Linked DNA regions of Mus musculus: regions 2, 3, 4, 5 and 6 are each linked to region 1. The links are chromatin loops, found by intact Hi-C in ENCODE. Cell type or tissue: heart. All regions are shown on one strand. Each heading gives the region's core, and the rest is flanking DNA. Links, peaks and the distances in the headings are about the cores only.

Region 1 (5,318 bases), core at 1,319-5,318:
AGAACTCTTTAGTTCAGACCCAGCTGTATTCAGGCTGCTAGAGGAGGAGGAGGAGGAGGAGGAGGAAGAGGAGGAGGAAGAGGAGGAGGAAGAGGAGGAGGAGGATGAGGAGGAGGAGGAGGAGGAGAAATGGAAGACAAGCCAGCAGACTTTGATTTCAGCAAGAGAGAGAGAAACTGAGAAAAGAGATCCACTTTGTCTATGCACGACATCTGCTTCCCATCTGCAGCTTTAGCCCAAACTATGTTTTTTTAATATCCACATCTATAAGAATTTGGCCTCTTGTATCTGCAGAGCTGAGCAGCCAGTCACTAAATGACACCCTAGTGGAATGAGAGTGTTAATGCAACTCATTTATAAACAAGGAACCCACCCTGACATCATCTGGACTATTACCCAATTTCCAAAGTTATTGCTAACCTTACATCTTTGGGGGTGGGAAGTGTTTGTGAATGGAGGATGGTTCATTAGCCGGACCACAGAATGTCAACACAGCATGCATTTTTCAGTGTGACAAGTTGTGACTTGGCATTATGATAAAGGAAAGCACACTGAAGAGCTCTGTGGTCTGTCTTGGGAGAATCAGCCACAGTGGATCTGGAAGCCAGAAGCTTGCTGCTGTGGGTTGTTGTCTTCAGATGTCTGTCTCTTGCACAGTGAAGAGTTGGCAAGGTGACTGGAGCTATCCTTTCTCAATGAGTTTGCTGCTTGCTCCCAGGGCTTCCCAAGGGGCCCAGCTCCTTCTGTTTTGGCCCTGGGGGGTTGAGAGAGTGTGTGTGGAGGGGGTGGTTTGTTTTCATGTTGCTGAGAACTAGCAACGGAACCTCCACATTACTGTGCTTGGGCCAGTTGAGAAACCTACTGAGGAAGGAGGAATTCTTTAGGGTGGCAGGGCTTCCCCAGGAGAGGACCATGTAGGACAAAGAAAGGAGACAGTTTACCAGAAACTGACTACTGGTGGTCTTCTTTTGGGTGTCCCTATTAAAAGTGCTAGAGATTTGAGGGGAGTCAAATGTTGATGATAAGAGACCAACCCTCATGTGTTCGGATGTTCCCGAGTGTACCAAGGAAGTCCTTGTCACTTGGGCCTCCCTGCTTCTCTCTGGATGCCTCTGCAGGCCCTAGGCATGTTTGCTGGTTGCGTATATGTATTTTCCTGTGGGTTTAGTAATGGGAGAGCCCAGCTTTCAAAGAAGGAGAAGTATTGAGCTGAAAAGTCTTTTGTCAAGGTCCAGGTGTGTAGGTAGGAGGGGAGGCAAGAATTTCCCACTGAGTCTTAGTTTATTCATCTATGAAACAAAATTAAATACAGGTATGGTGGCTCATATGTTAAATTCCAGCACTCGAAGCTGAGGCAGGAGGATTACTGTGAGTTGCGTACTCACTGCATAGTGAGTTCCAGGTCTGGGGATACAGAGTAAGATTCTGCATTACAAAGCTCAAACCAAGCAACCCTTGCCCCAGCCCAGGACGAATGTCTACTTGTTATCAACTGGGGACAAAGGGGAGGGTGGGATTTCCATTTGTGAATATACACGTGTGATGTAGCTGGTGCAGAGATGCCCACAGCTGCACCTGTGTGGGGGAGGCAGATGCATTAACCAGCCTTGCATTCCATTCCTTACACGTCCTAGCTGCATGGCCCAGGACATCACTGAGTCAGTCTCTCCATTATGTGTAATGGAGATAAATCCTTCCAGAGATGTTGGGATGAATACATCCATCTAGTCAACAAGTAGGCGGACTGATAACAGACACGGAAGTAGCTCCCATTGGCCTGGAAGGACAACAGGAAGTAAGGGACCCAAATTAAGTCAAGGCTTTGTGCCCAACTGTATTCTCTAGCCCCTTTGTATTTAATGTGTGTAGGATGGCACCTCACCATTGAGATTGAAACAGGAGCAGGATGAAGAGTCCCGTCTTCATCTCAGCCAGGATACCCAGGAAGTAGAGAAGGCCCTCTAGTCACCATGGATGAGATCAGTCATGGAGAGCTGAATAGAACTCCCATAGGCCCAGTACTTTAAAGAATATAGTTGCATTTTCGAAGCTTGGTCAGTTAGCATTACTTGGTTCTGAAGTTACTACGTTAAATTTCATCTCATGATGCTCTTTCCAACATCTGTTTTGTTTGTTGTTTTTGAAAAACACCAATCCTTTTCTTCCCTATTAAAAATTTAAATGGTCAGTACATCTAGGGAAAAGTGATTTGAAATGTCATTCTTCATGGACCCAGAAGATAGGATGTTGACCTATTTTTTTTCTTTTTAAAAAAGTCATTAGACATAGCTCAGAAAGTCAATCTTGTAATAAGTCAATCTCTAGAGAGAGAGAGAGAGAGAAGAAAGAAAAGAAAACAGGCATTTAGCCAGACACGTAGTATACAAACTCAGAAACTGGTGAGCCATTCTGTTTGCAAATAAAAAGAGAGACGAATAAAAAGAGAGACTTCTTTCTAGACAGATCTTTTCTTCCTGCTTTATTTCTCTTCTGCAACCATGAGCCGAAGGTTTGTGACATCACTGGGTTGCTGTGGAAATGTTTATTCCACAGAGGTGTTGGGCCTCACGTGGGGAATTTAGAAGAGGAAGTGCAAACTCTTGGAAAAAAAAACTGGCCTGAGAAAGAGGAGATTCAGAAAGAAAACAATATGAACTGCTAAGAGGTGGTTTGCAAGTTTCCCTGAGAGGAATCAAGTACTCGGAAGAACATCATACACAGATATGCCTCTTTTTTTTTTTGTTGGAATTTTACTTTCTATAAATATCTATATAAAGAGTCAAGATAAGTAAGGAAAGAATATCTTGCAGTGGGAAAAAGTTTCAGCTATTCAATTATTGGGACACAAAGATTTGGTCTTGAAATACCTTGGCTAGGGGAGGGGAGGAAATTACATCCATTTACATTTTTATAACATATAATGGACATGAGAGGCTATATCTCTTTAAAGAATTGTGACGGAGCAGCCTGACTCTTAGGGCAGAAGCTACAAAATCGTTTTCCGTTTTGAACGGTTAAATCAACAGAACACCAGACCAGAGCCTTTCTTCCTGCTGGGGCAGTATTGTCCCCTAAATCCACTTTCCAGCCCTCTCTGCCTAGCCTAGTTTGATGTAGCACTGACTTCGCCTGTCTACTACAGCAACTGGCAAATAAGTGGATTTGCATTTGGAATGGTTGAGAAGGCAGCCACCGGTGTGTGTGTGTGTGTGTCCACGCGCGCGCGCGCGTGAATGTGTGTGTGTGTGTGTGTGTGTGTGTGTGTGTGTGACTGTCTGTCTGTGCTCACAGCTGGGGTTGGGGTGGACTAGTGGCTCCGGACGGGAAGAAAATCGAGACGTAGCAACTGTGTGAACACAATTTTCCCGTGGCTGGGAGAAGAGTCCCTGCATGGGAAGTCAATTTTAGGAATTAAGATGAAAAAGATCTTCCAGCAGAGTGGGAGGAAGGCTCAGGTTGTAACAGGGTGTTGTGTGTCTCTGAGGCATACTCTCTCCCCTGGCCGGGTCCTCTTCTCATCCACCCACCTGCCCGCGACAGCACCTGCGCCCCCTGCCGTTTCGGGGGCGCACATCCAGGAGGGGAGGACCAGGAGGTCTGGTCCGGCCGCAGGGGCTGCAAAGGTCTGGTGGCGCGGGCTGATTTAGTGGCCAGGGCTGTAGTACAGGCTGTCCCCGGCAGCCGGCGGAGTCGGGGAGCCCACGTGATGGCCCCGGCTCTCCGGTGAGCTCCCCAAACAGACGCACACCCAGGCGCGCGCGCACACGGGGGCGCGCGCTCACACACATACACTCACACACGCACGCACGCACCCAGCCTCGCGCGCACACGCCCGCCCGCCTGCTCTGCCTCTGCGCCCTGCATCCCGGCTCGCTCGTTCTCTCGCCCTCTCGCCTCCCCTGCGGTCTCTCGCTCTGCGCGCACACACCGCACACACGCACACGCACACACACGCGCGCATACACGCAGCCGGCACAGGCGGCGGCGGCGGCGGCTGCCGGAGTCAGGACGAACCTCTCTAGGTACCGTCTTGAGAAGGCGGCAGCAGCGGCGGCGGCGGCGGCGGCGGCAGCGGCGGCGGCGATAGCGGCGGCGGCGGCGGCGGCGGCAGCCCGAGCATCCCTGCTCAGCCGGAGAGGGAGCATCGCCGAGAGTTCCCGTCCCCTCGGCCATTCCCTTCCCCCCCCTCCTTTTCTTTATTTGCGAGAGAATTTCAGCTGCCTTATTGGTTTCGTTTGATTTGGAAACATTTTTGGTTGCTTTGTGTGTGTGTGTGTCCTGTTTTTTTTTCTTTCCTCGTTTTATTTGCATCCAGAGCATGGCGGGCTGCGGGCTGTCGGAAGACACCTTCCTCTCCTCCTTCTTTTACAACTACGGCTCCTCCTGGGAAACCCCTTCCAACCAGGTAAGGGGTGGCTCAGTGCCGGGCGGCGTCTCCCCATGCCCCCCGCTGCTCGCTCACTTGGCACCAGGCGGGTAGACAGACTCTCGGGAGGGGGTGGGGAGGATGGGGGGCCAAGTGGGTCGCACTGTCTGGGTCAACGCCAACCGGCGACAGAGGTGTTCCCCCTTCTCTATACCCCTCATACATAGCGCCAGCTCCAGGGGCTGTCGCGTCCCTCCAGTGCCCATTTTGCTATGGACACCTATCTTGCCCCCAAACCTCCCAGCCCAAAGGGAACCCGAGAAAGAGGCAGGAGCTGGCGCGTTACCCCGGACAACTCCAGGCAAAAGCAGGGAACTCGAGCGCAACCTTCACCAAGTCGCCGCGGGCGCCGCGCCCCTGTGCGCCGGGCGTTCGCCCGCCCTCCAGTTGAGCCCCGGGGCTGTCTAGCTGTGAGACCCCCCGCGACGCGTTGTCCCTCCCTCCACTCCCTTGGGGCCCGGAGCCACCTCTTTCCCTAAAATGGCTGCAACCTCAAGTAGATGCGTCCCCTGACCCGCGGGAATGGGGGTGGTGGTAAGCAGAGTGGAGGCTCCACTCCTCCCGACCCCGCACCTCCCCGGGCGCGCACGAGCACCCCACAAACACACACTTAACTTTGATGACTGTGCAATGCAGTCCGGCTGCATCGTGTCCTGCACGTTCCCCGCTGCCGGCCTGTAGGTGTGTAGATCGGTGTGGCTTGAGGGGCCAGGGGAAGGTGGAGGTGGATGAGGGAAGTGGGGGCGTGGAAAGAGATCTGTGTCCTCCGGCCACTGATTACCTGGAGAGAGACAGGCTTGTGCTCAGGTTCTGGAAGGGGGGTGCCAAAGCTATTCCAGGAGCCAGAGCGAGAATTAGAGGGAAAAAAATTCCTTTTAATTAAATAACTGTT
Region 2 (5,318 bases), core at 790-4,789, 120 kb before region 1:
TCTTGTCAGTGTGTGTGTGTGGGGGGGGGGGTGTCTCTAGATAAGGTTAACTGAGGTCGGAAGACACACCTAATTGTGAGCAGTAGCATCCCATGGTCTAGAGTCCCAGACTGAACAAAGGGAGCCAGCAAGCAGAGTACCAGCACCCATCTTTCTCTGCCTCCTCACTGAAGACAGAATGTGATCAGCCACCTCACATGGCTGCTACCATGCCTTGCTCACCGTGACAGACTGTGCCCTCAAACTGTGATCCAGGAACAAAACTCCCTTCCTTAAGTTGAGTGTGCTGGGTATTTTGTCACAGCAATAAGAAAAGTAATTAGTGGTGCATTTCTCTCCTACAGGCTTGAAGCCTACAAGCCTTTTCCTAATGAGCCTTAGTCATATCCTCAAAGCAAACTCTTGGGAGAAGGAAAAGAGACACTAGGTTAGCCATTATAGGTTACAGTCCCGCTGCCTCTCCCGGAAGTCACAGCAGAGAGACGGAGGAAGGATGCTCATTGGAAGAGAGGAGGGAGAAGGATGCTTGTTTCTTCGTGTTCCAGAGCCCTGTGTGCTGCTTCTCTCCTTTGTTTGCCTCCTATGGGAGTCTTGGGCTCTCAAGGCTCTTTCTCTTCTTTCATCGACTCACCTTAGGAGGCTGGAGAGATGGCTCAGTGCTTAAGTGCAGAGGACCTGAGTTCTGTTCCTAGCACCTGAAGCAGGTGGCTCAAAAACACCCATCACTCCACCCACAAAGGACCCGACACGCTCTAATCTCAACTGGTATGCACACACCCAGGCATACACTCACACAGACATATACACATAAATAAAATATAAAAATAAATCTTTAAATTCTGTTGATGTATTTTTAAAACTAACCTTGAGCTGTTTCCTTATATTTAATGAGAGGGAAACAGACTCAGTGGCTTGAAAGCCCCGTAATTATAATCCTTAGAATATTTAAAGACATAGTCATGTTCTTTTACATCTTAATCCACAGATTTCAGAGAGCCCCAATTTGTGTGAATGCAAACTAAAGGATACCACAGCATCGTTCTGCTTGCATTTTCAATACTGTATTTTAGTAAATACATTTACGTCACCATCATTGAACATTCAATGAGCATCTACCAGATGTAGCCTATAGCACTTGAAAAATCAGCAGGATGGGATGTTGGCATGTTTAAATTTGGCTCAGATTACATGAAGCAAAATGACTGCATAACTTAGCTTAGAAATTACATTCCTACTACATGGCTGCTGTTTCTTCTCCTTCCTTTTCTTCTCAAGCTGCCAGATGGAGTGCATCAAATTAGACAGCCTGGATTTCTGCAGATGAGTATCAGGGTCAGTGCAGATTTTTGTATAATCGCCATACATAGTCCACCCTACCCCACACCCTCACCAGTCATGGTATCGAGGGACGATGGCAGATCCAGCAACAGTTTTAAGTGCCTATTGAGGATTTCTGGAATAAAAGTTTGTTTTATGCATTTTTAAATCTTTTATTAAAAATTTAAGTTTTAGTTTTAGGTTTTGTTTGTTCATTTTTGAGTTTTGGTTTTGATTTTGTTGTTGGTGGTAGTTTTTTTCCCAGACAGAATCTCACTTATGTAGCTATCCTGGAACTCATCTCAGAGAGAGCCAACTGGGTGGCACACATTCTCCAATAAGGCCACACCTCCTACTCCTTCTAAAACAGTTCTATCAACTGTGAACCAGGTATTCAAATATATGAGCCTATGGGGGCCATTATCATCCAAACCATCACAATTATCTTCATTATAAAACTATAGTGTGGGAGGGATAAGGAATATAAGGAAATATGTAGCTCTTTGTCAGACACATGGCATGCTCTCAGAACATATACCTATAATTAAACTGCAGGAGATTTGAGCAAAGGAAATGCCCCCCACCAACATCTCACTGTTGGGTCTCACATGAAAACTTCACCTTTGGGGAGCTGAAAACGTTGGTTGTCCACCACATTTACAGGAATGATACTCTGTGGGGGTGGGGGTGGGGCTACCTCTCCAACACTGACAAACAAGGAAAACTGAAAAGTGTCACTATTTATGTCCATATTCCTATACAAAGAAATACAATATTGACATAAAATACAACTGGTTTTACAGCACATGAAGATACATAGAGGAAAAAGAAAAATACAGAATATTATAATTTTATGTAAAATTCATGGATATGTACACATGTTTACTTACATATATACATATGTACATAGACAGCCTAGATATATACCTACATGGATATACATTTATATATGACATCCATCCATAAGTATGCACAATATAGAGAAATAAGCAGAGACATATGACTAAAATAAGTAGATGATGCATAGGGACACAGATGATAAACGTAGATATGTGGGAGAGGACAGACATGGAGATATAACATCTATATTTCTTAATTTGAGTTCCTCTAGAATCAACCATTGAGCAAAGACACAAGTGTAGATTGTGTGAACACAGAATGCTCCACAGGACAGTGGAGTAAGGCAGGGAAAGCCAGTCGACCATGGGGCATTATCTGCCAGATCACCATTGATAGCTACTGGGTTGCAGCCCTGCTAGGGGGATGCCTAGACAGCCAGGTGTATAAAGCTCCCCATAGAGCTCACTCTCTGACAGCAGGCAGCTGGGTATTTATCCTCTAGGTTCCATGTCTTTGCCTGTGGTCCATTTCCAGAGTCACAGACTCTCAGGCAATTCCAACGCACTGACAATGCCAGTCGAAAAAAACCTCCAGGCGGGAAGGCCAGGTATGCACAGTAAGCAAAATTGTGTGCCGAGGTGAAAGATGAGGGGATAACAGGCAGGCTAGTAGCTGGTGTTGATGGATGGGGAAGAGGAAGGACAACTGGAAGAGATGAGGAGGTGGCTGCTCTCACTCCATTGTACTTCAGTTTCCTGTGCTCCCAAACTCTTTTGGAAACAGAAAATCTGGTGACACCTGGACAACATTCCAATGGCCAGAGCTAGGGGGCAGTGTGTGACTGTGAGGATGACAGAAACCGGACCACAGTGTTGAAAAGTCAGAGGTTAAGTTTTCTCTAGGAGCCACGTGGCAGAGGGTTGAAGCAGGGCTGAGCAATGCCACCTCAGATCTCCATTTCTCTGGCTTGACACTTTGCTGTCTTCAGCATGTGGTGTTTGCTCCTCATGATCTCAAGATGGCTGCTGCACATCCAGCTAAGAGATTGTGCTTCAAGCAAAGAAAGAAAGAAAGAAAGAAAGAGAGAGAGAGAGAGAGAGAAGGAAGGAAGGAAGGAAGGAAAGGAAAGGAAAGGAAAGGAAAGGAAAGGAAAGGAAAGGAAAGGAAAGGAAAGGAAAGGAAAGGAAAGGAAAGGAAAGGAAAGGAAAAAGGGGAGGGGGAGTGAAGAGGACAAAGGACAAAATCTCTCCTAGCAAGTGGCAAGTATATGTGAGGGGAAGTCTCTCCAGGGTCTTCTGCTCTCATCTTAAAGGTCAGAAGTGAGTCTCTTTGACAACACTTTGCATCAGGTTGGTCTAGGGCAATGGTTCTCAGCCTGTGGGGAGCCACGTGGCCCTTTAACAGGGTTGCCAAGACCATAGGAAAACACATATTTACATTATGGTTTATGACAGTAGCAGAATTAGAGTTATGAAGTAGAAAAATGATAATGTTATGGTGGGGGGGGGGTCACCACAATATAAGGAACTGTATTAAAGGGTCTCGGCATCAGAAAGGTTGAGAGCCAGTGCTCTAGAGGGTTGACTCCTTTCTCATTACCTCCAAGGCTAAGGAAAGAGAAGAGTTGGAAAGGTTGAAGAATTCAGACTAAAATATCTCTCGAGTCAAAACTGTCATCCACCCACTATCTGGGCAAGAATCTGGGCCCACTTCCTCTGCCAGTGTGTACCTGGAATCAAACATTGAGCAAAGACACAAGTGTAGACTGTGAGAACACAGAATGCTCCATAGGACACTGGAGTAAGGCAGAGAAAGCCAGTCTATCATGGGGCATTATCTGTCAGGTCACCATGGATAGCTACTGGGTTGTAGCCCTGCTAGGGGGATGCCTAGACAGCCAGATGCTTCTAGTCTCGCCTGAGCCCCACCTAGCATCAGGGTATGCTTTGGGGTCTCTCGCTTGCAGTAGAGACCTTTTAGGTAGAAAGGGGTCTCTGAGGTCCCCTGCCCAGCTAATCTACCCCAGTCCTAGTCACCAGCTTCTGCTCACATCTAGGCTGGGACAGTTTACATCGTGCCCAAAGAAGTGACAGAAAGGCACTAATCCACTTATTCAAAATCACCTAGAAAGATAGGGATAGTAATGAATATGAGTTCGGCACTCAGGAGGCTGTGGCAAGAGAATCATAAGTTTGAAGCCAGCCTGGACTACATAGTGAGTGCCACACCAGCCTGGACCACATGAGATGCTGTCTGCTACTTGCTCAAAAAAAAAAAAAAAAAAAAAAAAAAAACTCCAGAGATGAGGAATGTTGTGATCTGCCATCTTCGAACACAACATGGCCATTGCACTCATGAACCAACTGCAACCATGACTATCTGCATAAAACTTACATAGGATCTGTCTGTCCCCGTTTCCAACAGGATGTTGGAGGGCACATGGGGTCCCACCCCTATCTTGAGAAACTATTGGCGGTTAAGGGAGGTGGAGTTATTTTTCTTTAGGGTGGGTACAGTAGAAGTAGAAGGGGAACTTGATGGAAGGAGGAAGAGGACCAGAGAGAGTGGAAACCATGTAAGAGAACTGGGGGTGAGTGTGATAAAGATACAGTATATGCATGTATGAATGGATCGACAAATACGTTTAAAATGACTGTTTTAAAAATCCTTGACTATGCTGTCCACATTGTCATGGACTCCAGTGAAGATTAAGAGAGAACATCCTTTTGCTACTCCACTGTTCTGCTCTTCCTTTTGATTGACACTGGTGGTCTCCTACCATATTTCAAGGCAGGCTACCAAAGTCACTTCATCCAAGAAGTGACCTCTGTTCACTGCAGTGATATTATGATTTATAGAAAGCCAAAACTCCACCCCTCTCAACACCCCGTTTTGATCCCTGACTACCATTTCAAGGAAGCATACAGCATCCGGGGTGGTACAAAGACCTGAGTATACAGCAAAATGGATCATTTGCAAAATCCCAGTACTCATTTAAGGTGCGAGCACTCTTTTCATGCATTTATCAAGAGGAAGTGTTGAGAAGGAGCCACCCTTGGCTGGAGTCCAAGAAAATGTGGGCCCAAGAAAATTAGGTATTTAATGTCAATGATACGAAGAGATGGAAGAAAAACTTTGGGTCCCACTAAAAAGCAAAAGGC
Region 3 (5,318 bases), core at 805-4,804, 410 kb before region 1:
ATGAAGGACGTACAATTCGTGTGTGTGTGCGTGTGCGCATGCACGCGTGTGTGCAGCTGTTTGTACAATGGCACTCAGAGATGAAATGTTTCCAGAGGGTTTTGGTCATATCCTAAATGTGACTGTCAAGCGCTTTGTAATTTTTTTGATAAGCTGAGCAAAATCATGAACCTTCTGAGCAGGAAAAAAAAAGCGCATTTAAAAATCACTCCAGAATCTGCCTGCTTCTTCTCAAGTCACTGCTGGCTATCTTGGGTCTCTGCCCTGGCTGTCTTGTGGGTCCCAGCTGCCTGCCTGGCTTCCATCACTGCAGTCTGTTCTCCACCCAGGGTCTGAGGGGTCCTGTGGAGAGTGAAGCACAGGTGGTTCAGGGCAAAAGGTACCACTTCCCATCACTCACAGAGTAGAAGCGAGACCCCGAACAATGGCCTTCAAGCATTCACCCTTCTCTATGCCTCTTCTGTGTGTCTCATTTGGGAGCCGCCACTTCTGCAAACCCGCCATCTCTTGTCTTCTACTGCAGCTTCTGCTTGCTCAGCCTTGCAGCTGTTGGGATATCCCGGAGGACTGTGGGAGCAAGCCTGGTCCCTAAGGGACAGAAGGTGGAGAAAGCATGGTTTTCTCCAGACCTTCAAAGAGGAGAGAGAGACACTTTTGCTTTAGCTAAGGGGTGATTTTTTTTTTTTTTTTTTTTTTTTTTTTTTTTTAGAAACTCTGTAACACAACCAGCAAGGGATGTGGCGGGGCAAATCTGTCTGCCCACTTTTGCAAATAAAGTTTTATTGGCACATCAAGCATACTAAGTATTATCTGCTGCCATTTTCTGTCCTGTTAGCACGGTGGAACAGCTGCATTGGAGGCTCTGTGAACTTTAAGCCTTCACTATTCACTCTCTGGCCATTCATTATGAAAGATGCTTGCTTTTCTCTGTTCTTCCTGACATGCACTTCTTCTACTGACTTTATTTTTTAGAATTTATTTTTTATTTATATGAGTATATTATAGCTATCTTCAGACACATGCCAGAAGAGGGCATCGGATCTCATTACCGATGGTTGTGAGCCACCACGTGGTTGCTGGGACTGGAACTCAGGGTCTCTGGAAGAGCAGTTAGTGCTCTTAACTGCTGAGTCACCTCTCCAGTCCTCCTACAGACTTTTATGTGAAGAAAATGAAGCCCCAACATTTAACAAACAGCTCAGCTGCACTCCAACCTGGAACTGCCTGACTCTCAAGTTCAAACCAAGTCGTGCCTCAGGTAGACTAGGCTAAGCAGTGATCAGGCCATAAGCCAACTCCGTGTGCCGGAAATGCAGCTTCTTCATTTTCCCTGGTTGGCATGCTTGCTTGCTTTCTTGTTTATTTGAGACAGTGTTTTCTTAGGTAGCCCAGGCTGCTCCCAAGCTCTTTCAGTTCTCCTGCCCCAGTCTCTTGTGTTCTGTAACTACTGGTATACCAAGTCAGGCCTGTGCTAATGTTTCTCTATGTAGCCTACAACACTAAGCAGCAGTAAACCATACTTGTTCCACTCCAGTAATCTGAGAGTAAGCCCCAAGCCCCAAACTAACCCACTATTTTAACGAGTCCCACTAGCTCATTGTCTTCCAGATTCCCTCCCTCTCCCAGCTTTTCCAGGACTTCTCCAGAGTCCTTGGAGCAGTAGAAAATGGATTAAATACATGTGTAGAACTTTCTGGATCTGGTTGTCCTTTGCCCTGTCTTGGTTTAACCTCAGACTCAGGACCACTAGGGTCAAGTTGGTTCTGTCTAAGCTCTGAGTGATCTTGGGCAGGTGCCTCGGTTTCCTTGTGCGAAACATGAAGATCGCCATTTTCTTAATCTAATCATCCAGCTCGAAGATCTCCCTGCTATAACGGATGGACGGCCCTGCAGTGGTGCTGCACACTAGGGAGGGCTCCTGTGGCATCCAATGCTCTGGAAGGCAGCCACTACCCCCATTTCAAGGACATTCCTGTAGCAGCTGTTGCCCCTGAAGGCCCCTCCCCCCCAGTCCTCTCAGTCCCTGCAGGTCACCTCACCTAACAAGGACAGGTATATACATTCTGAGCTCCATGGAGTCAGACCTTCTGCATCTGACAGCTGGGGCCACCTCTCTTGAGGACATGTTGTAAGAGCTCACTGGAATTTCCCCCTGGATACTCTCTCTCTCTCTCTCTGTATGTGTGTTGGGGTGGGGGCAGGGGGTGGGCTGAAGGAGGAGGCTTCCCCTGGGATGCATGAGATAGTGTGTCCGGGGCTCTGCATCCCTGTTGGTCCTACCCTGACCTCCAAGCACACGTCGAACACCCAGAACCTCAGCCAGATGCTCTCTGTTCTCCCTGCCTCCCTCCCTGTTCACCCCCATCTTCTGGGTGGCGGTCCCACTTTCTCTGCACCATCCCACGAGTGCCCTATGCCTTTGTAAAAGAGACAGCCAAGCTTCAGTGTGGTACTACAACCAAGGGGATCTAGAATCTGTGTCTCATTGACAGGGAGCTGCTGTCAAGTCTCTTGCTAAAGAGGTCAGGGAAAGCTGCTCATAGACTCCAGCTGCCCGCTGGCCTCCTTCTTTGGCTAAAACCTTTCCTTCTCTTCCCTGGGGCAACTGGGAATCCTTATCCCCTTTGGAGACTCATTCCAGCAGATCCACTAGGTGGGGGTATTGCAGAAGACAACTGAGCGAGCCCCATCTCAGTCTGCTTAGCCTAAATGTTCTCAAGGTCCTTCCTCACTGAGGGCAGCAGATCTGGTATAGCTAGTGGGCTGCTCTATTGGGTCTCAGGAACAGTGCAGGACCAGGGAAGGGCTTCTTAGAGGAGGTGTAGCCCTGAGAAATGGCTGGATACACCTGTGTCAGAGGTCGCTTCACAAGAGGCTGAGAAACACACTCGCTGATGCCCAGTGAAACCAGGTGAGAGTGGGAAGGGCCAGGCAGGAAGGAAACTCACAGGCATACACAGCTGTTTCTGCAGCAAATGAGTACGGACTGGAGAAACAGCAAAATTAACCTAAAAGAAGCTAGTGGGCAAGAAAAGACTAAAAACCCTTCCCCATCTGGGCTACATACATCTGTAAGAAAAGCCCCTGGTACAGATGTGGGAGATGTATTGTGTAAATGACTATAAAGGTATATGGTGGCCCAGTGCTTTTGGAGGCAATGCTCAGTCCCAGCTCAGAGCCCTCTCCCATCCTCAGAGCACGTCCTGTTTCAGTAATGGAGTCTAGTTCCATCACTCAGAATGGATCCTTGGTACAATTCATTGTCCTTGGGACACAAGAATCTAGAGACTTCAGTGGGTGTCCTCCAGGCTCAGATCTGAGCCTATCACATTCCTACCAATGATTGTGTGGTATGGGAGGCATGTTTGAAACAGCCTGCTTCACAGTAGGTCCTGCCACTGTGTGACTTGGGGACTGCCTTAGTTAGGGCTTTACTGCTGTGAACAGACACTATGACCAAGGCAAGTCTTATAAAGGATAACATTTAACTAGGGATGACTCACAGGTTCAGAGGTTCAGTCCATTATCATCAAGACAGGAGCATAGCAGCATCCAGGCAGGCATGGTGCAGGCAGAGCTGAGAGTTCTACATCTTCATCTGAAGGCTCTTAGTGGATGTCTGGCTTCCAGGCAGCTAGGAGTAGGGTTTTAAAGTTCACACCCACAGTACACATCTACTTCAACAAGGCCACACCTCTAAATAGTGCCACTCCCTGGGCCAAGCATATACAAACCATCACAGGGACTCTATCAAGGGGGAAGACACCATTGAGAAAAGCTCACATGGTTTCCCCATGAAGAACAGGAGACTTGCAGTGCAAATTATGATGATGTGGATAAAGAGAGCCAGCTCCATTTTTAAATATGGACCTCACACATTAAAATTCAATTCTGCCGATGTCGCAGGCTGGGTGCTTCTGTCCAATCCTGACAATACGTTCCTTCCCAATATTCAAGTATGGGTGGGCCTATGGCTCACTTGTCACCCACACAGTGATACAGAAGTGGTTCTGTGACATCTGAAGTTGCTGCATCACTAAAGCCGTGCTGGGTCAGGATGTGGTGTGACAAATGCCACAATGTTGTGACTAAGCATGACACTGCCTCATGCTTTCTGGGTAGGCATTAAGGGCTTACACACAGTGTAGACAGTAGAGATCATGAACAGTGTAAGCCTTGTACTCAGTGTAGACTTTAGAAGATTAGATGCACCACAAACGTTAAAGGGTTAGGCACACTGCAGAAGCTAGGAAGGTAAGACTCCTGGGGTATCCCTAAGAATGTCCACATGCTCTTGGCAGTCTTGGCGTCTATGCGGAGAGTGACACAGTCCTGAGGACTCCGTGCTTCGAGGAGGGCCAGGCCAGGCCAAGCAGGGAGATCTCTGGAGAAACCCACTACCTCCAATGAGACAAGAGATGCCCCAGCCTGGCCACACCAGTCTTCCCCTCTTGCAGCTCCAGCCTCCACCTGGTCACCCGGCTGTGCACCTTCCTGAAATTTTGGGCCAACAGAAACATGGGGAAAAAAATCAGATAATCCTGATTTTAAGCTCCAAGCTTTTAGGATGATTCTTCGAACATCTGTGGTATCTGAAGCAGCAGGCATTCCAAATGGGGGACAGTCAGAGAGCAGCAACACAGACTGTCCCTTCTTAGGAATGAGGTCTGTAGGGAATCTGTTTAGCTGCCTCTCCTGTCCTCAGCGATTCCCTAACCCACCCACCTTACCTCCTTCTGCTATTCTAGGTACCCCTCTACTTCTGGGACCATGGTGTGCCCCGGTTCGAGTGCCCAACAGGCGTGCAAAAGCTATTATAATAATATCCCCACTGTAGATGGCTGATCTAACAGCGGCAGAGAGGCCAGAACAAGGAAGCGGGCATCCAGGAAAGGTGGGAAGATTGGAACACTGTCCAGACCGACCTGCAAGGTTCCTTAGACAGCACAAGCACAAGCACAAGGCCAAACTCCAACCTAGAGGAGATGGATGAACAAGCAAAGGAGTCACATAATCTATGGGGTTAAAAAGGCAGAGCTGGCCCCGATCCTCCTCTGGGTCAGCTTACCTCAAGGTGCCCAGAACCTCATAGCCATCTTGGCTACTTAGGAGAGCATGTCTGGGATGGCTGCACATAGAAAGATACTTTCTTTTAGAATTACATACTTCCTTTTAGAACCAGAGGATTTCCCTTTGTCCATTAAAACAGAGAATATATATATATTAGTAACTTACTTCTCTTTCATTAGGACTGAACATTTGACAAAGGTGATCTAAAGGACAGTGTGAGGATACAGGCCCTCGCAGCGGATTGGCTC
Region 4 (5,318 bases), core at 416-4,415, 520 kb before region 1:
AAGTGGCTGGGGGAGGGAGGATGGATATGTAGCCCCTGGTCTGATAGGAGCTATCACTGAATGGTTGGTAACACAACACACCAAAAATGGAAAAGATCTTTAATGAAATAGCATCGGAAATGGGCTTTATGCAGTGCAGCTGTGTTGGCTTGGTATTTATCACATCCTATCTATCGCAATAAAAACCGAGACTGCAGCTATGGGAGATGAGCCTCGGTCTCGGAGCTGCCCTTCCTCCTGCTTCTTGCCTCCTACCGATGGATTTTCTTCTTTGTCTTAAGGCTTTTTTTTTTTTTTTTCCTTTTGGTGCTGTTAAAAACACAGATGCCTCCGGAAACAGATAACTGCTTATTCTTATCAGTTAAGGACGTCTTAGTTGGGGAGAGTTTATCAGATGTTCCTGAAGAATAGGCTTAAAAAAAAAAAAGCCAAACTTTAGCATAGAAACTTTCAAAATCTCCCAGAAAGCCATCTAGTGCCTGCTGCTCCAAGTGCCCAGCCGCACTTCCTGCCTGTGTAATTGACGCCTACCAAGTTCCACCTTGTTTCACTGGTCTCACTAACCACACCTCTGGTTGCAGAGTACATTGGAGATATTTGTGGGTGGGGCTCAGACCCAATCAGACATGGCCCCCAGGTGAGGGAATACTGGGCCCCCACCCCCAGAGGCTGAACCTAAGGTCTTGTGTGCACTTAATACATGCTCGATTACTGAGATATCCCCCCCCCCCCAGCCCTCTTGTGATTTTGAGACAGGGTCTGCTAAGTTGCCCAGGCTAAACTTGAATTCATTCTGCACCCCATTCTGTTCAGGTCCATGAACTTGGACCCCAAGCTCTTGGATAATCGTAGACTTCCAATGTCAGTTCTAATAGGATCTCTGTAGGGTTGTGTGGTAGCAGTTGTCCTAGCTACAGAGATAACCTTTGTTCTGAAATGTGTGGAAGGTGAATGGCGCTATGTCAGGCTTCACGGGCAGTGGAACCTCTATATCTTAACAGTTAGTTGTTCAGAGGGGAAGAGAGGCAAAAAGCTATGCCTGGGAAACATGAGAGGAGGGAGTGGGCTGGCCTGCGGAAAGAACCCTTCCTGATGTCTCCTGGTCAAATAGAGAGATAGGAGAGAGAGAGAGAGAGCGAGAGAGAGAGAGAGAGAGAGAGAGAGAGAGAGAGAGAGAGAGAGAGAGAGGAGCTTGTAGCTTCTGATCAGACCAAAGCTGATGATATTCTCCACTCTCTTCAAACAACTTGCTCATAACCTGACCTATGGGACGGAAGCCAGAGTACTGGAGTTCAGTCTCTAGGATCCACAGGAAACGCTGAGTGTGGAAGCACGTGCTTGTAACCCAGCACTGGGAAGCCAGAGACAGGAGGCTCCCTGAGGCTTGCTGGCTAGCCACTATAGTCCACTTGCTGAGTCCCCGGTGCAGTGGGATACCCCCATGTCAAAGGAAGTGGACTGGTAGGTCGGAATGATCCCAACAGTTGTCTTCTGACTTCTACATGCACCAGCTACACATGCACAGAGCGAGGAAGAATAAGAGCAGAAGCAAACACAATCAGAACCTCCCTTTGGAAGAGTTTGCCTGGACAAAATTCAGGATCCTTGGGTATCTGTGAGCCTCCTGGAATTCCCCAGGTAAGAAACCAGATGTAGAGAACTCTTCAAAGCTGCCTATGTGAGAGGTTCGAACAGAGGCTGGTCCTGAAGGCTGGGGCTACTCATGGGTCATGTCTGGGGCCTGAGAGGGCGCAGAAACCCAGAACACCTTTCTGGCCTTGGCCTTTCCTTTCCTGTGAACTGCATCCTTCTATGTGTTCTTCAGCTTCTGCTGTCCCCACTCGATGCCATCACCGTCCACTTGCCTGGAGACTCACCTCTTCCTAGGGGACCGGATACCCTGGGAGGGGGGAAGGGGACAGGACAGAAGCCTTTTGAACAATGACTTCTGCTGTTGTTGAAGCCCAGTGGAAAATGTGCCCGCTTTTATTTACTAATGCAAAGCAAATGGACCTTTTAACACTGGGAAATCAGCATTTTTGGTGTGCATTTATGATCATTGTCTATTTTCTGTTTATTTCCATCTATTTGCAGCCACTGGGTTTTGGGGCCAAGTTGGTTTCCGCGCCAGTCCCTACGGGGGAGAAAAAGGGAAATAAAGTAGAACTCATAACCAACCACACTGCGCATAGAGCATCCCCACAGAGTCCGGAGCTTCCTAGGCATGAAATTGACTGACGCAGGGAGGCAGCAGGTGTGGGGACACATGCCACTTGCTGCTTTCTTTTTGTTTTTTTTTTTTTTTTCCCACTGTGTTTATAATCAGTGAATGGCTCTGGATGTTTAAATGGTTCCCTAATACTGACGGAGAGTGGATGCCATTACAACCTGAACTTGTATTGCCACGCAGATGGTGGGGAGAAACATCCAATTGGGCACACAGCTTTGTCTGTTTCACTTTTAAAAGATCAGCAGAGTGTCAGACATCCGTGATGCCAGCAGGGGGCGCGTGGGGGAGGGGAGCAGAGCACCTCTGTCGCTGTCCTTCAGACTACATACATATCAAGGAGGGAAGGTGCCACCGCAGCCTCCCCTGTGAGGAGGGGAGTTCACAGCAGCATCTGTGACTTCCCCCTCACAGGATCCAAACCTGTCCCCATGACATGTGACTTGTAAGTTTTGGAGATACCTCCCCCTAACTCCTTGCAAACTGATCCCACCCCAAACACACCTGGGGACGTGGGGTGTGCTTCACATCTCGAACATCTTCAAGCATGGCAGCGCCCTCTACACCAGCTGCCACCTCCCACTCCCACCTGTTCCTCAGATTGCTGCCTTCTTGTGGTTCGCTCCTTCACTCCATTTTGTGGGATCTCAGCAGTTCTATTCTCCCCACTGTCGCTAGAAGCTATGACATCAAAGCTAACTCTGGAAGTCACCTTCACCAGGTTTGAAACAACAGAATGACATGTTGTGAATCTGAGCAGAAAGAGCAGGGTGACGAGTCAGAGACCCTTCCTAGTCCCTTAAGGTCACCCCAGGAGTAAGTCTCCATTGAGAAACCCACACCCATACTTGGGGGGGGGTGTTTTATACTCCCCTCACTCCCTGCTCAGCACCCCTCTCTCTGTTAACCTGATACTTGAATCTGTATTAAAATATCTTAATAAATCCAGCTCTGCTTTAAGAAATTTAAAAAATCACCTGAGGGAGGAAGCCCATCCCCTGAAAGAGAGCCAAGGTTGAGAACACACTCCAGGTCACTTCTGGGTTGGGACATTGATCCCAAGAGTCAGCGTTGATGAAGCAGTGCTTAGTGGAGGGAGAATGGAGGTGAGTGCCGGCGCTCACCCTCTGTTGTTTAAATGGGATGTTTCCCTTTGTCTAGAGTGCTTGGATACTTGGTCCCCCATTGGTGGCACTGTTCAGTTGGTCCCCAGTTGGTGGCACAGTTCAGATAGGTTTAGGACTGTGACCTTGCTAGGGAAAAGTGTGTCCTTGGGTATGGGTTTTGAGAGCATAAAGACTTGTACTATTTCTAGTTTGTCCTTTGCTTGTGGTGCCAGAAGTGAGCTCCCACCCCCACCCCAACCCCCTCCCCCGCTTCAGGCCTTTGCTCTGCCATCATGGACTCTATCCCTGTGGCACTAGAAGCCCAAATAAACTCTTCCTTCTATAAATCGCCCTGGTCATGGTGTTTTGTAACAGCTACAGGGAAGTAACTAATGCAGCTAGCTAGCTGTTTCTTTTCCTTCCGTTTGGGGCCCACAGCCCATGGAATGTATTAGGAAGGGTCTTCCCATCTCAACCTAACCTCGAAACTTCCTCATAGTCATGTTTAGAAGGTTGTCTCCTAGGTGGTTCTCTGTCCTGTCTCGTTGACAGTCTCCTCTGCCACAGTCTGTTTTACTGACATATCATACAGAGCAGGGCAGCACTCGCTCACCTCACCTCTTCCGACTGGCTTCTTTCTTTTCCAATTATAAAGGTGCCTCCCACACTGGCATCTCCTGACATCTTGTGACCTGTGGTGGGCTGGGCTTCAAGTACCACCTTAATTTTGCAGAGATGTTGGGTAGAGGCTGTGCTATCCTGTTTTCTCTTGCTATAAAGAAATAGCCAAGACTGGGTAATTCATTAGAAATAGTTTGGTCCAGTACTAAAGATGGGGATATCTTAAGAATAAGCATAGCACCAGCATCACTTGGCACTTCTATCCAGGATGAAAAGCATGTACAAGAGACGCAGCATGTAGCTTGCATTTGTGTTCACTCACCCAGGTCTAGAGACCTCTAAAGAGTACACTCCCAGGCAACAGCTCCTCTTGAAGGTACCCACTTCTACCTTGTATCCCAGCATTACTAGAGGCTAACGAGTTTTTACTGTGATTCCCAATGGGCACAAACCCCTTTCATACCGTGAGTAGTGAGCCCTGGTCTCAGGCTGACTCTGGCCTTGGAGTTTCTCTTAGAAATATTGGAATTCAGGGTTAAGATCTGGTGCTTTGGGGCAGTATTGTCTGAAGATGTGGTGGTGGCAGATTTGAGGCCACCCTGCTGTAACCATCTGAGAGAGTCACAATCTAGAGATGAAGGAACCCAGGACATCCCAGTGAAACTTTAGACATTGATGCTGAAAGAAGTCTCGTTATAGCAGTTTCCTCTAACGTTAAAAAACCTTCCATTGTGGAGGGAAACTTCTTAAGACAGGATATAAAGGGAAAGTTAAATGACAGGCTATTTTAGGACAGGGTATTTATAAGGAAGTGAAACAACACGACATTCTAGGAGGGGAAAGTGAAGCACTCCATCCTGCAGGAAAGCTCTGGTAAAATAGGAAGCAAACAACACCAAAAATAGCTTCAGGAAGTCCCTGAAACTGACCAGATTCACTAGTTTCCCTCAAAGTAGATTAGTAAAGACTGCTTCAAGTCACTTCCTGTGGTGGTTTAAATGAGAATGGCCTTCACCTGCTCATATGTTTGAATGCTTAGCCCCTCATGGGTGGACTGCAATGATCGCAATCGCAAAGACTAGCCAAGCAACCTGGAAGAGATAGGGTCTAGTTGAGCTGAACCAGAAGGGGCACTGACCAACTGAGCTGCCTGAAAGGACTTTCTCCAGTCTATTTGTGGGGAGCAGGTGTGGCGGTAGTCCCAAGATGGCGCCCGAGACTGCAGCCAAGTCTTATGACTTGCACCTGACTTCCTCATATACCCGAAAATAAGCCACGTCCATCGTGAGAGCTGCGCAGGCGCACCATGATGCAAGATCAGGCCATTTGACGGAAGCCAATGAACTGAGATTTACTCAGACTGG
Region 5 (5,318 bases), core at 434-4,433, 74 kb before region 1:
TGTTGTTGTTTTTTGGTTTTTGGTTTTTCCCCGGGTTCTCTAGCACTTAACTTAATGCCAGACATAGACTTAAAAATATCCATTGAATGAATAAATTAAAGATTGGTTGGTGGATAGTCTTGATGTCAACTTGACTGTATCTGAAATCAATTCAAAGCCAAGCAGCTGGGTGTACCTGTGAGCATTTTCTTTTTCTTTCTTTTTTTCTGAGACAGGTCTCATGATGTAGTTCTGGCCATCCCAGAACTCACTAAGTAGACCAGGAGGGCCTGGAACTGACATCCACCCACCTGCTTCTGTGTCCTGAGTGCTGGAATTAAAGGTGTTCTTCCACCTTCTTGGTGGCAGCCCCTATAAAAAGAAGAACGAAGGCTTTGTTCTTTTCCTGCTTGTCTTCACGTTCACTGGCCAGTTCATCTGTCCTGCTGCCAGGGTATTCCTTCCTGGGTTTTAGAACCTATCTTTTGGGATTAACCCCCCCACCCCCCCACCCCCCCCCACCACATACACACATAGACCAAAGATCAGCTGAGACATTCAGCCTCATGGACGGAACAAGTACCGGATTCTTGGCATTTCTGTTGGATGACAGTGACTAGCTAGAACATGATCTATAATTCACTTTAATAAATTCCCATGTGTGTGTGTATACATACATATGTATTTTCATTCCCATATATAGGACCCTGACTAATGCAATTAAGTAATAACAGTATAGAGTAGTAGTTATCTCCTCTAGTTTGGACCATGTCTTAGGATTTTACTGCTGTGAACAGACACCCTGACCAAGGCAACTCTTATAAGGACAACATTTAACTGGGGCTGGCTTACAGGTTCAGAGGTTCAGTCAATTATCATCAAGGCGGGAACATGGCAGCATCCAGGCAGGCATGGGGCAAGAGGAGCTAAGAGTTCTATATCCTCATTTGAAGGCTGCTAGCAGACTACTGGCTTTCAGGCAGCTGGGATGAGGGTCTTAACACCCACACCCACAGTGACACACCGACTCCAACAGGGCCACACCTTCTAAACCACTCCCCAAGCCAAGCATATAAAAACCATCACATCCTCATTAGCCTATATCGGAGAGGTAACTTGCATGAGCTCATCACAGGAATGACCCATTAATACACATTTTGGAGGGAAGAGGATGATCATGGGGGTTTACAAGGCTCAAGACTCTGCACAAGAACTTCAAGAGGACCCTCCTGTCTAGGAACTATAACAAGGAATACAACTGACAGGGGTGGAATTCTTCAGTAATGTAGGTACCTGAAAGATGCTCACAGGACTTTTCAGTGGCTCGTGTGTGTGTGTGTGTGTGTGTGTGTGTGCGCTCGAGTGCATGTGGGGGGGGGGGGAGGAGGGGGGAGAGGGAAGGAGTGAGGGAGGGAGAAAGACAGAGAGAGTCACTATATAGTTCTGGCTGTCCTGGAACTCACTACGTAAAACAAACTGACTCTGAACTCATAGAAATCTGCTTGGCTCTGCCCTCAGGAGTGCTGGGATTAAAGGTACTCACTACCATATCTAGCCTAACAGGTTGTCAATGTACATTTAGACAGTTGTGTTGGATATTGTGAAAGTTACAATATCATCTGTTGTGTTTCTGTTGTATTTAATCTTAGAGATTATCCTTCTGAGAATTTTCGAGGGACTAGAGCCAAGGAGCAGCAAAGGAGAGTCTTGACATGAAGTGATACCCTGTATTTGGGCTGATCCTTAGACCTCTTTCGCCCACACTTCTGGAAATGAATGTAATTGAGTATGCACAATGGCTGAAGGGAGAAAGATACACAACCTCTTAAGTGTCACCTTGCCTCAACAACTTGCCATTACAGTGGAGTCTTAATGGATGAGCTATTTGTTGATTTCCTTCAGTCCAGGTAACCATGTCTATAAAATGTCTTTCAGGGTTCACTCTACTAAGGAGCACAGCAACTAGGCATGCTGGGGCACGCCTTTAGTCCCAGCACTGGGAGGCAGAGACAGCCTAACCTCTGAATTCCAGGCTAGCCTCTTCTACAGAGCTTGTTTGTGGACAGCCAGAGCCACACAGAGAAACCCTGTCTCAAAAAACCAAACCAAACCAAACCAAACGAGGACAGAGATAGGGCTAATGTCTCTGAGTGCCTAATATGCACTCATATACACACAAACGGAGCAAGATTAGGGCAGAGGATTGGAGGCAAAATACAGTGCCCAGTGCGATTACCTCCAATTTTCTGAACCCTATACAAAACACCTATACCTTGAACAAATAGATGTTATCTGTTCTGGGGTGAATGGACAAAACGAGTCACAGTAATTAAAGTTAACATTTTTTCTCACCGCTACAGGGCATCTGGCGCAACAACTGCAAATTCTCGTTCTGGAGTTATAAATTGTGTCCTGCTTTGCCACTTGCCAGCTGTGTGATCTTGTTTTTCTTATCCTTCCTGAGCTTCATACCCTAAAAGCAAAAAGTATATACACAGCTGGATAGATTTCCTAAACAGGACTAGGCTTTTTCAACTTTCCCAACGAACTCCAGGCGGCAAGTGACAGCTTGAGGCGCGTTTCGGTCCTTAGCAGCAGCTCAGATCAGCTCTCAGAGAGACGCGAGGGGAAAGGGAGGAGCCCGCGGGAACTCAGAGCCATTTCAGCCAATCGCACAGCGGGCGGGACGGGAGTTCCCGCCTCCGGACGGCGTGCGCGCGCACCACGCCGGCACGCCCGCCGCGGAGGCGCGCACGCAGGCCCTGCCCTCGTCGCGGCCGCCATTTTAGCTCCTGGTTCGGGCCGCACGGAGCGGGCTGTGGTGGCGGGAGGGGTGGGGGTCCCCGCGAGTTGAGCCGCGGGCCTCTTGTGCGTGGATCCGGCTGCCGGAGTCTCTCTTCTTCCCTCCTTCCTAAGCGTCCGCTTCTGGGAGTGCGAGGATGTCCAAGAGGCATCGGTTGGACCTGGGGGAGGATTACCCCTCCGGCAAGAAGCGTGCGGGGACCGATGGGTAAGCCAGGCCGGGGCGCGCAGTCGCGGCTCGGGCTTTGTTGGATGGTGGCGGGGAGCAGGCCCGGCTGCCGAGCCTTTGTCTGCCGTCGGCCGGCTGGGGCGCGTGCCGAGTGTGTGCGGCCGGGGCGAGCGGCCTGTGGCGGCCACGAGGCCGCGGAACGGCGGGCGTGCGGAGCGGGCCGCGAGGCCTCGGTGCTCGCGTGAGGCCCGCAGCCGGAACCGGATGGCCAAGGGCACTGCCCCCGTGGGCGGCGGCGGGCGCTGTCTGTTTTGGGGGAGGATAGAGGCGAGCCGACCTCGGGGCGCACTGTTTGGCGGGAGACGAAGGGCCTTCTTCCATTGAGGCACTTCAGGAGAGGCCGTTGCCAACTTCCGCCCTCTGCCTGCCCTCCCGCCATCTCCTTTATTTCCTGCTTTGCTTAAAAGCCGGCTTTGCTTTTAAGTAGCATCACTGGGGTAGGCCTGTGAAAACACGTATTTCCCCCTCCGCTCTGGAAGTTATTTCTATCTCCTCCCCACTTTGGACGCACTTTTCAAAAAAGTGATCTTAAGCGTGTTTGAACAAACAACACCCACGTGCAGATTGAGAAAGGCTTACACCGATTCCTGGTCTGGCATTTTAGTTCCTTTTCTTAGACTTTTCGCAAAGACAGGGCATTTAGCAAGTAAGCAGTTGTATTATCATTTTCCAGTCTTTTCTTTCACAGTTCATACTTAAAATGTACTTTTGTTTATATTCCTACCCTCCCATTTTAATTAGTTGTATGTTTATGCTTCGGCAGTACAGGGATCTGTTGGGTTAATTAAAAAATATATCCACGGAAGTCCAAATGTCCAAAACAGTTGTAGGATTTTATCATTTTCTTATGTCTTGTGACACCGACTCGCTGTCAAGTCAGATGTGTGGTCTCTTGAGTTTTTGTTAACGGAAAGTCCTTTGGGATTGATTTCTAACTACCAGTGTGAGAATAGGTCAGGATAGGATGCGTTCTGTCGCTCTCCTTAGGTTGAAATATTGAATACGGAAAGCAGGTTTGTTATGTTTTGATTGTGTAGGTTTTTTTTTTTAAAGCTTATAACACTAAGCATTGTAATAATAAAACATCCCAAGACAGCTGTTCTCTCAAGCAAACATTCCAAATGTTAGTAATTGAGCTCCATCAGTTCTTAGGTAGAAACAGCTCATGAATATTCTCCAAGGGAGAGCAAAGTTGCAGTGAGCTTTTTCCATAGATTATAGTGGTATGTAGAATTCTCCTTTTCTCAACAGGAAACTTAGTACTGTAGTTAGGCATCACAACCTGTCATAAATGGCATTTATATTGGATTGATAAAGTGGGGAACTTCTGTGAAGTTAAAGTTAATGTCACATTTGGCTAAGATGCAACTAATTTCTCTCCTTATAGAGGTCACATTGGGATGAACACTGAGTTTGTGCAAGCAGAGTTTTTTTGTGTGTATGTTCACGACTCAATGCTTTTATTGCAATTGGGGCTCCACATTACAGTGATTATGGTCATTTCTCTTGCAAAACATACAACATTGGCAAAATGGACTTTGCGTATATCGCGGGTAGCTTCATGTTTCCTCTGAATATTTCATATTTGTCACTAAGTACAGGAGAGTCCTTGATTTCTAGAGATTCTGCAAGGCAGTTTTTGCAGTTTCCTAAGTTTTTTGAGTACCTTTTCTTATAGAACTGGTTTTCTTTAGCAATACAGTATTTGTGCTTGGTATTTTTTTTTTTTTCCTTACTTGATTTGAAGGCACTTTTGACTGCCAGGGACTCTTTGCTTCCCTCCCTCCCCCTCTTTGCTCTTGTTTAGTGTATTTGACAGCATAGGCTTGTTCATTTTGTCACCCCAGCTGTCACCAGACCTTGCTGTCTCCATTCCAGCACGTGTGGGTGGGGGTGGGGGTGGAGGGGCGGCCAGGAGAAGAAACCACGGAGTCAGTTACCTCCTCTTGACCATGATGGCCTCAGGGGTCAACCCAGTTTTTCAGTCTGAGCCATCTCACCAGCTCCCAAGAAATCTGGGAAGGACATTTTTATCCTAATGGTTCTTAATATTCCTGATAAGAATTTGTAATTATGTGTTTCACTACAATCCCGTGGTAGCTGAAATTAAATAATAAGATGATAAGATGCAAAGGGCAAGAAATTTTCACACATAAATGTATAAAGAAAAAAGCAGTAAGCTACTACAAATCATTATTTCCATCTTTGGAGTCCATACTTATTCCTAAATACAAAATGTAATATCAGTGAGCTCTTGGGATTTGGGTCCCATTGGCTGTGTAGTACAGTAGTTGTCTCTTGTCTTGCT
Region 6 (5,318 bases), core at 854-4,853, 710 kb before region 1:
CCAACAGAAGACAAGTGAGGTGGGGAAAGGTCGTGCCCCCAAGTCTGTCAACTCAGGCCAATCCCACAGTCGGGAACATACTCTCACAAGCTGTCCCCGACTCGCACATGAGTGCTGTGGCATGCATGGGTACACACAGGCACACGTACAACTACTGATTGTAAAATGTTAAAAAAAAAAAGGAATAACAACTGAAAAAAGTACTGAAAAATAAAGATTTAATAATAAAACAATTACAATCCTTTTATCTTTACAGCGTTTCAATAACAATTTCCCCCACCATCTCTAGATCCAATCCATAAATATTATGTATGATACTTTTTGTTAAAAGAGTCTTAGTGCGTCCAACTTTTTTTTGTTTTGTTTTTGTTTTTACGAGACAGGGTTTCTCTGTGTAGTCCTGGCTGTCCTGGAACTCACTCTGTAGACCAGGCTGACCTCAAACTCAGAAATCGACCTGCCTCTTCCACCCAAGTGCTGGGATTAAAGGCGTGCGCCACCACTGGCCGGCTGTGCCCAACTTTTGACACTGCAACACGACATCATCTACAATGTTCCTACTCAAGGTCTGTGAGAACAAGTCATGACCAAAATCTCACAAAAAGCCTCACAATGTATTAAGTGTGCTTATGATTGGCCACATTCATAGCTATCCTGGGGCACATGTGGCCGATGGGCTATGGACCAGATGTGCTTTAATGTATGACTTGGTCATTTAACAAGAGTTTCATACCTAAAGTGAAACAAAAGCTCAACGCACACGAGGTAAGCAGGTAAGCGGTAGACTTTCATTTGCATTTCTATCCGGTATCGAAGTAAACAGGTACTGAACATCCGTCAGTTTCTCAGTCAAAAGAGGCCAAAATAAACACTGGTGAGGCGTTAAAGGGTGGAAAAGCGTGGAGAGAGAGCCAGGCAACCTGCTGCCTACAGAAGGCTCCCCGGTCTGCAGAGGCAGCTGAAGGGACATAGCCAGCAAATGCCACCTGCCCATTACCAGGCTTAGGAAGGGGCACACCTTTGAAAGCAGCTGGATTTAAGTCCATGTGGCACGCGGAGAAAATGGCATCAAAGGTTGGACTATAAATCTTGCTTATTCTCAAGTCACTGGACATTTAGGAGTGAGGATATTGATGGCCCCTTCCCTCCTCTTCCTTCTTCTTGGAGCAGATGTGTGATTCATGGATTGTCCTTTAGTGCCTCCCTTCTTATCTTATTACGTTTTCTTTGCTTCTGCTTTCTGACAGCTCTGAAAAGCAAGGTGCTAAATTATTTTATGGAATGAGCACAGTGAATTATGTAATTATGCTGAAGTTTAATTAACTGGCTATCCAAATAGGAAAATAGAAGACATGAAAGAATTTACTGTGGGGCTAGCATAAATCCCCAGTGTCCTAACCATGACAACAAGGAAAGAGATGGGCCTGATCACACAAAAGACATTTCCGAAGACATTTCTTTAAAAGATGGTTACTACATTTAGAACAAGCTATTCGGGACAGACACGCCACACGAGTGAGCAGCCACCCCAATGGGCTTGTCTCTTTGCTACATTTATACTGCTCAACTCAGCACTTCCATTTCCAAGTCCCTGAATTACATTTTTTTTTTTTAAGAAAGGGATTAATACATGCGGCAGTCAGCAGGGGCAGAGAAATGAAACTGCACAACAAGTAAAGGAAAACTGACCACATTGCAGAGGCCCTTTCCTAAAGCCTCGAAGCTAATCTCCCTTCCCCTCGCAGGTGTAAAAGTGCCAGCTAGCACCTCAAGGGATGCCTGACTTCTGTGTCCCAAGCTTCCTGAAAGCAAGCTGTTCTAAAGGAACAGGCTGGAACAGTCAGGCCCCGCTGCAACCTGCCACGGCGGACAGAACAGATCCTCTGCTCTGCTGCTCTCACCACCAAGATGCTGCTGCCCGTGATGGCGAGAGTCCTGACTACTTACTCACTTCTCCACACTAGCAGAACCATGCCACTTGCCCTATCGAGGACTGTGCTGGTGCACACACTGTGCCCCTGGGCATAGCTGGCAAAGGCTCTGACTACCAAGCAGCATTAGTTGTTGAGAGTCAGAAGCCATGGCTCCTGTGAGCCAAACTAAGCTAGGCCCTCACTTCTTGATCCTCCAGGAAGACACCTGGGAAAGGCCACGGTGAACAGCAGACTCTTTCTGTTCCTTTAGCATAGGTTGTATTGGGTGCTGAAATACACAAGAGCGGGCATGGCCTTGAAATTCAAGGAACTAGGAAACTACACTAGGTAAATGTTTCTCTGCTTTTTGGGTTTTTTTTTTTTTTTCAGGTAAAAAAACCTCGAGGCTCTGAAGTCCTAAATTCACCCAAGTAGAGAGTGGCAGGGCCTGACTCTAGAGTCTGTGTTCCGCCTCATCTGATAATAACTACCCAACTAGTAAAACGGCAGCCCTGCAGGACCATCCATGAACACCAGTTAGTTGAAGTTTTACTTGGCCACTCAGCAGAACTCTAATGATTTATATCTTCCATATTTTGTGCTATGGACTAAGAATACCCACCAGCTCAAAATAAAAGTCACTTTATATTGTTTGTGTGTTACAGAAACCTCCTCTCTCAACCAGTCATTTCCTTAAAGTAGGAAAGCTTCTTGGTAAGTAAGGATTTAGAAACTCTAATGGAGTAAAGTATAATCTCTAATAGAAAAGTCAATGAAGCCTTGTTGAGAAATTTTAAATTTCTCTTTGGTTCATCTATTCATAAGCAGGATTGAAAATAAACCAGATTTCACTAGGGAATAAGCAGAAGGAAAGAATCTAAGAAGCATTCCATTGTAATGTATATAAACAAAGCCTTCAAGAGCAAAGTGTGAACTGGGGTACTCTGGCTGAGTAAAATTACTCATTTTAGTTTGCCTTAAAATTACACTGACCTAGTATTTGTCCTCTACCCTTCGGATTTATATAACTGACAGAATGAGCTTCACCACAAGAGGGAGCCAGCACCATTCCAGTTCACATCTGAGGGAAAAATTAACCATGGAAAAACAAACTACAAAAGACAGCTGTAAAATGCTAGGACTGAAGGATATGGCACGCCACGGTATGCTCAAATATCTTTAAAGTACTGCCATTTATAAAGAAGGGGCTTTTTTTTTTCAGGGCTGGAGAGGTTGATGCTCTTGCAGAGAGCCTGGGCCTGATTCCCAGCACCCATGTGGCAACTGTGACTATCTGTGACTCTAGTTCCAGGGCATCTTCTGGCCTCTGCAGACATCAGGCAGGGACATGATCACATACATGATAGGTACAGGCAAAGCACTCATACATATAAAATAAAAAAAAATAAATTTCTTAAAATATTTTTGTCAATTTCATTATGCAGATGTGTGTGTTTCTGGGAGTTATTTTGGGGTTTGTTTGTTTGTTTGTTTTAGAGAGGAGTAACTGAGAAAAGGAGAGTCCTCTGGCTGAAGAAGGCAACACTACCTGAGGATTGTAGGCAGACTGTACCACAAAGGATTTGCTCTTAAAGTTGACAAAATCCAATACTGGAAGTCAGTCTCTGCTCCCCACCCCTGAAACAGAATGTCACTAACACTCCAACAAAAGACTAGCTTAAAAAAAAGTTCTAGCAGGGCGTCACGACACCATAGCCCTGGCTAACCAGGAACTCTGCCCACCACTGCTTCCCCGGTGCTGGGATTTAAGGCAGGCACCACAACACCAAGCTAGACTTGCTTTTTTCAACAGCAAACATACACAGAGCTTATTGAGAGAGCCTATAGTCCATTAGTAAACACCACTCCAGTGTGGCAGCACAGGCCTGTGAGCCCAGCGTGTGGGGAAACTCAATTTCCAGGCCAGCCTGAGCCACAGAGCAAAACTGTCTTAAAACCAAAACTCACACCAATATGAAGATTCAATTTTCAGCTGGGCGTGGTGGTGCACGCTTTTAATCCCAGCATTTGGGAGGCAGAAGCAGGTGGATTTCTGAGTTCGAGACCAGCCTGGTCTACAGAGTGAGTTCCAGGACAGCCAGGGCTACACAGAGAAACCCTGTCTCGAAAAGCCAGCAGGAGATTCAATTTTCATATACATTAATTCACAGAATTAAAGGCTGAGCATGTTAACTCCTGACTGTACTCAAAATTGCACTGTAAATGATGCAACCATCCTAGACCAATAGGTAGATGGGCTGTGTTTTGTTATTGGAGGCTTCTAAGGGGAAAATTATAAAATGCATTTAATTAATTTTTAAAATTTATTCTTCTACCTTGAACTACTCAGTAGAAATAATTACAAAGTAAATTTATGAAAAACAAAACCAAAAACTCAGTCTAAATAGGAAACATAGCTCAAGAGCTGGTCCTTAATGGAAAATGTCCTACTGGATTTAAACAAACAGATAAATAAGGCAGACAATACCTATAATACCATCATAGCAGCTGAAGCTTCAAAAACCTCTCGTAGTAGCTGTTCATTTCATCACAAAATAAGATGATTAGGAAATTGTTTACCATAATCTCAATTTTCACATAATGTTAAATTTAGCTATTTAGTAATCTGTAGGTAGTGTGTAATACCAAGGTTCTATTTTTGTTTTATAATTTAAATCACTGAAACAAGAAGACATGATCCCTAACATTTTTTTAAAAAAGGTGTGTTCAGGGGCTAGAGAGATGTCAGTGGTTTAGAGGCCGGGTTGATCTTCCAGAGGACCCAGGTTCACTGCCAGCACCTTCATGAAAGCTCGAAACTGTCTGTAGCTCCAGTTCCAGGGGATCCGATAGCCCTTTGTGAGCTCCTCAGACATCAGGCACTCAGGATGCCCAGACATCCATGCAGGCAGGTCACCCACACACAGTTAAAGGGGGCTGCTGGGCTGCTCTCTTCCATTAGCCCAGTTGGTCCTTTTTCCTAAAATTGCTATAATCACGGGACTCAGTTTACTCTGAGTTTTACTGTGCGTTATCAATGAAAAATGTTAGTGTAGGAGATGTGAAAACCATCATGAAAAAGAATAACATTTTAAATATTTAAGTAAAAAAGCATGTGTAAATGCTGACAGAATTTACAGAACTAACTAGTACTAACATAAATAAGGTGTACTTCAAATCTTATGGCTGGTTCGCTCAGCTCATTTTAATTTGGCTCAGAGTTCTAGGGGCAGCGTTTGAATCCCACATTAACCTGTGACGCTTCCAGTTATAAGGCAACAAATTCAGCCCTTTTCTGCTTTGGAATTTCTGCTTTGCTGCTATAAAACGGCATGCTCCTTCCACCAGGAATGCCTTCGCTATCTCCTCGCGCCAGCAGGTGTCTGCATCCGACCAGCCCGCAGA

What was found. Hi-C counts contacts between places; a loop is a spot of excess contacts. Peaks named below come from ENCODE experiments on the same cell type or tissue, not always from the same donor. Only the 100,000 strongest peaks of a DNase experiment are listed, where the experiment ranks them.
Region 2: it touches region 1 in a loop (2.6-fold over the local background); 9 of 42 quality-filtered maps call a loop at or near these places.
Region 3: a loop joins it to region 1, with 4 times the contacts of the local background. A loop is called at or near these places in 10 of 42 quality-filtered maps.
Region 4: it touches region 1 in a loop (2.1-fold over the local background); 5 of 42 quality-filtered maps call a loop at or near these places.
Region 5: a loop joins it to region 1, with 2.0 times the contacts of the local background. A loop is called at or near these places in 2 of 42 quality-filtered maps.
Region 6: a loop joins it to region 1, with 2.9 times the contacts of the local background. A loop is called at or near these places in 3 of 42 quality-filtered maps.

The regions. Positions count from the first base shown.
Region 1 is chr5:52,114,471-52,119,788 of GRCm38, reverse strand. It overlaps a transcript of Ppargc1a not described here. Among named protein-coding and RNA genes, the nearest start is that of Gm40302, 13 kb to the left of the region's middle. In heart, for the core only: a CTCF peak has its summit at 3,582; DNase peaks (open chromatin) are centred at 3,728 and 4,908; H3K4me3 peaks cover 2,287 bases; H3K27ac peaks cover 992 bases; H3K27me3 peaks cover 245 bases.
Region 2 is chr5:52,238,441-52,243,758 of GRCm38, reverse strand. No RefSeq gene overlaps it. Among named protein-coding and RNA genes, the nearest start is that of C130083M11Rik, 25 kb to the right of the region's middle. In heart, for the core only: a CTCF peak has its summit at 2,981; no DNase peak of the experiment used is centred there.
Region 3 is chr5:52,521,758-52,527,075 of GRCm38, reverse strand. No RefSeq gene overlaps it. Among named protein-coding and RNA genes, the nearest start is that of Lgi2, 42 kb to the left of the region's middle. In heart, for the core only: a CTCF peak has its summit at 2,644; no DNase peak of the experiment used is centred there.
Region 4 is chr5:52,631,457-52,636,774 of GRCm38, reverse strand. No RefSeq gene overlaps it. Among named protein-coding and RNA genes, the nearest start is that of Gm30178, 11 kb to the right of the region's middle. In heart, for the core only: a CTCF peak has its summit at 2,512 (motif pointing right); no DNase peak of the experiment used is centred there; H3K27ac peaks cover 185 bases.
Region 5 is chr5:52,187,951-52,193,268 of GRCm38, reverse strand. Dhx15 (DEAH (Asp-Glu-Ala-His) box polypeptide 15) reads left to right here and starts at 2,723. Exons shown (of 14, transcript NM_007839.3): 1 at 2,723-2,989. The coding sequence starts at 2,919. It overlaps 9230114K14Rik (RIKEN cDNA 9230114K14 gene), which reads right to left and starts at 2,588. Exons shown (of 4, transcript NR_015537.2): 1 at 2,332-2,588; 2 at 1-351. In heart, for the core only: a CTCF peak has its summit at 2,394; DNase peaks (open chromatin) are centred at 2,678 and 3,238; H3K4me3 peaks cover 2,707 bases; H3K27ac peaks cover 1,959 bases.
Region 6 is chr5:52,819,549-52,824,866 of GRCm38, reverse strand. It overlaps Zcchc4 (zinc finger, CCHC domain containing 4), which reads right to left. Exons shown (of 13, transcript NM_001308144.1): 13 at 202-1,249. The coding sequence ends at 1,180. Among named protein-coding and RNA genes, the nearest start is that of Anapc4, 12 kb to the left of the region's middle. In heart, for the core only: a CTCF peak has its summit at 2,955 (motif pointing right); no DNase peak of the experiment used is centred there.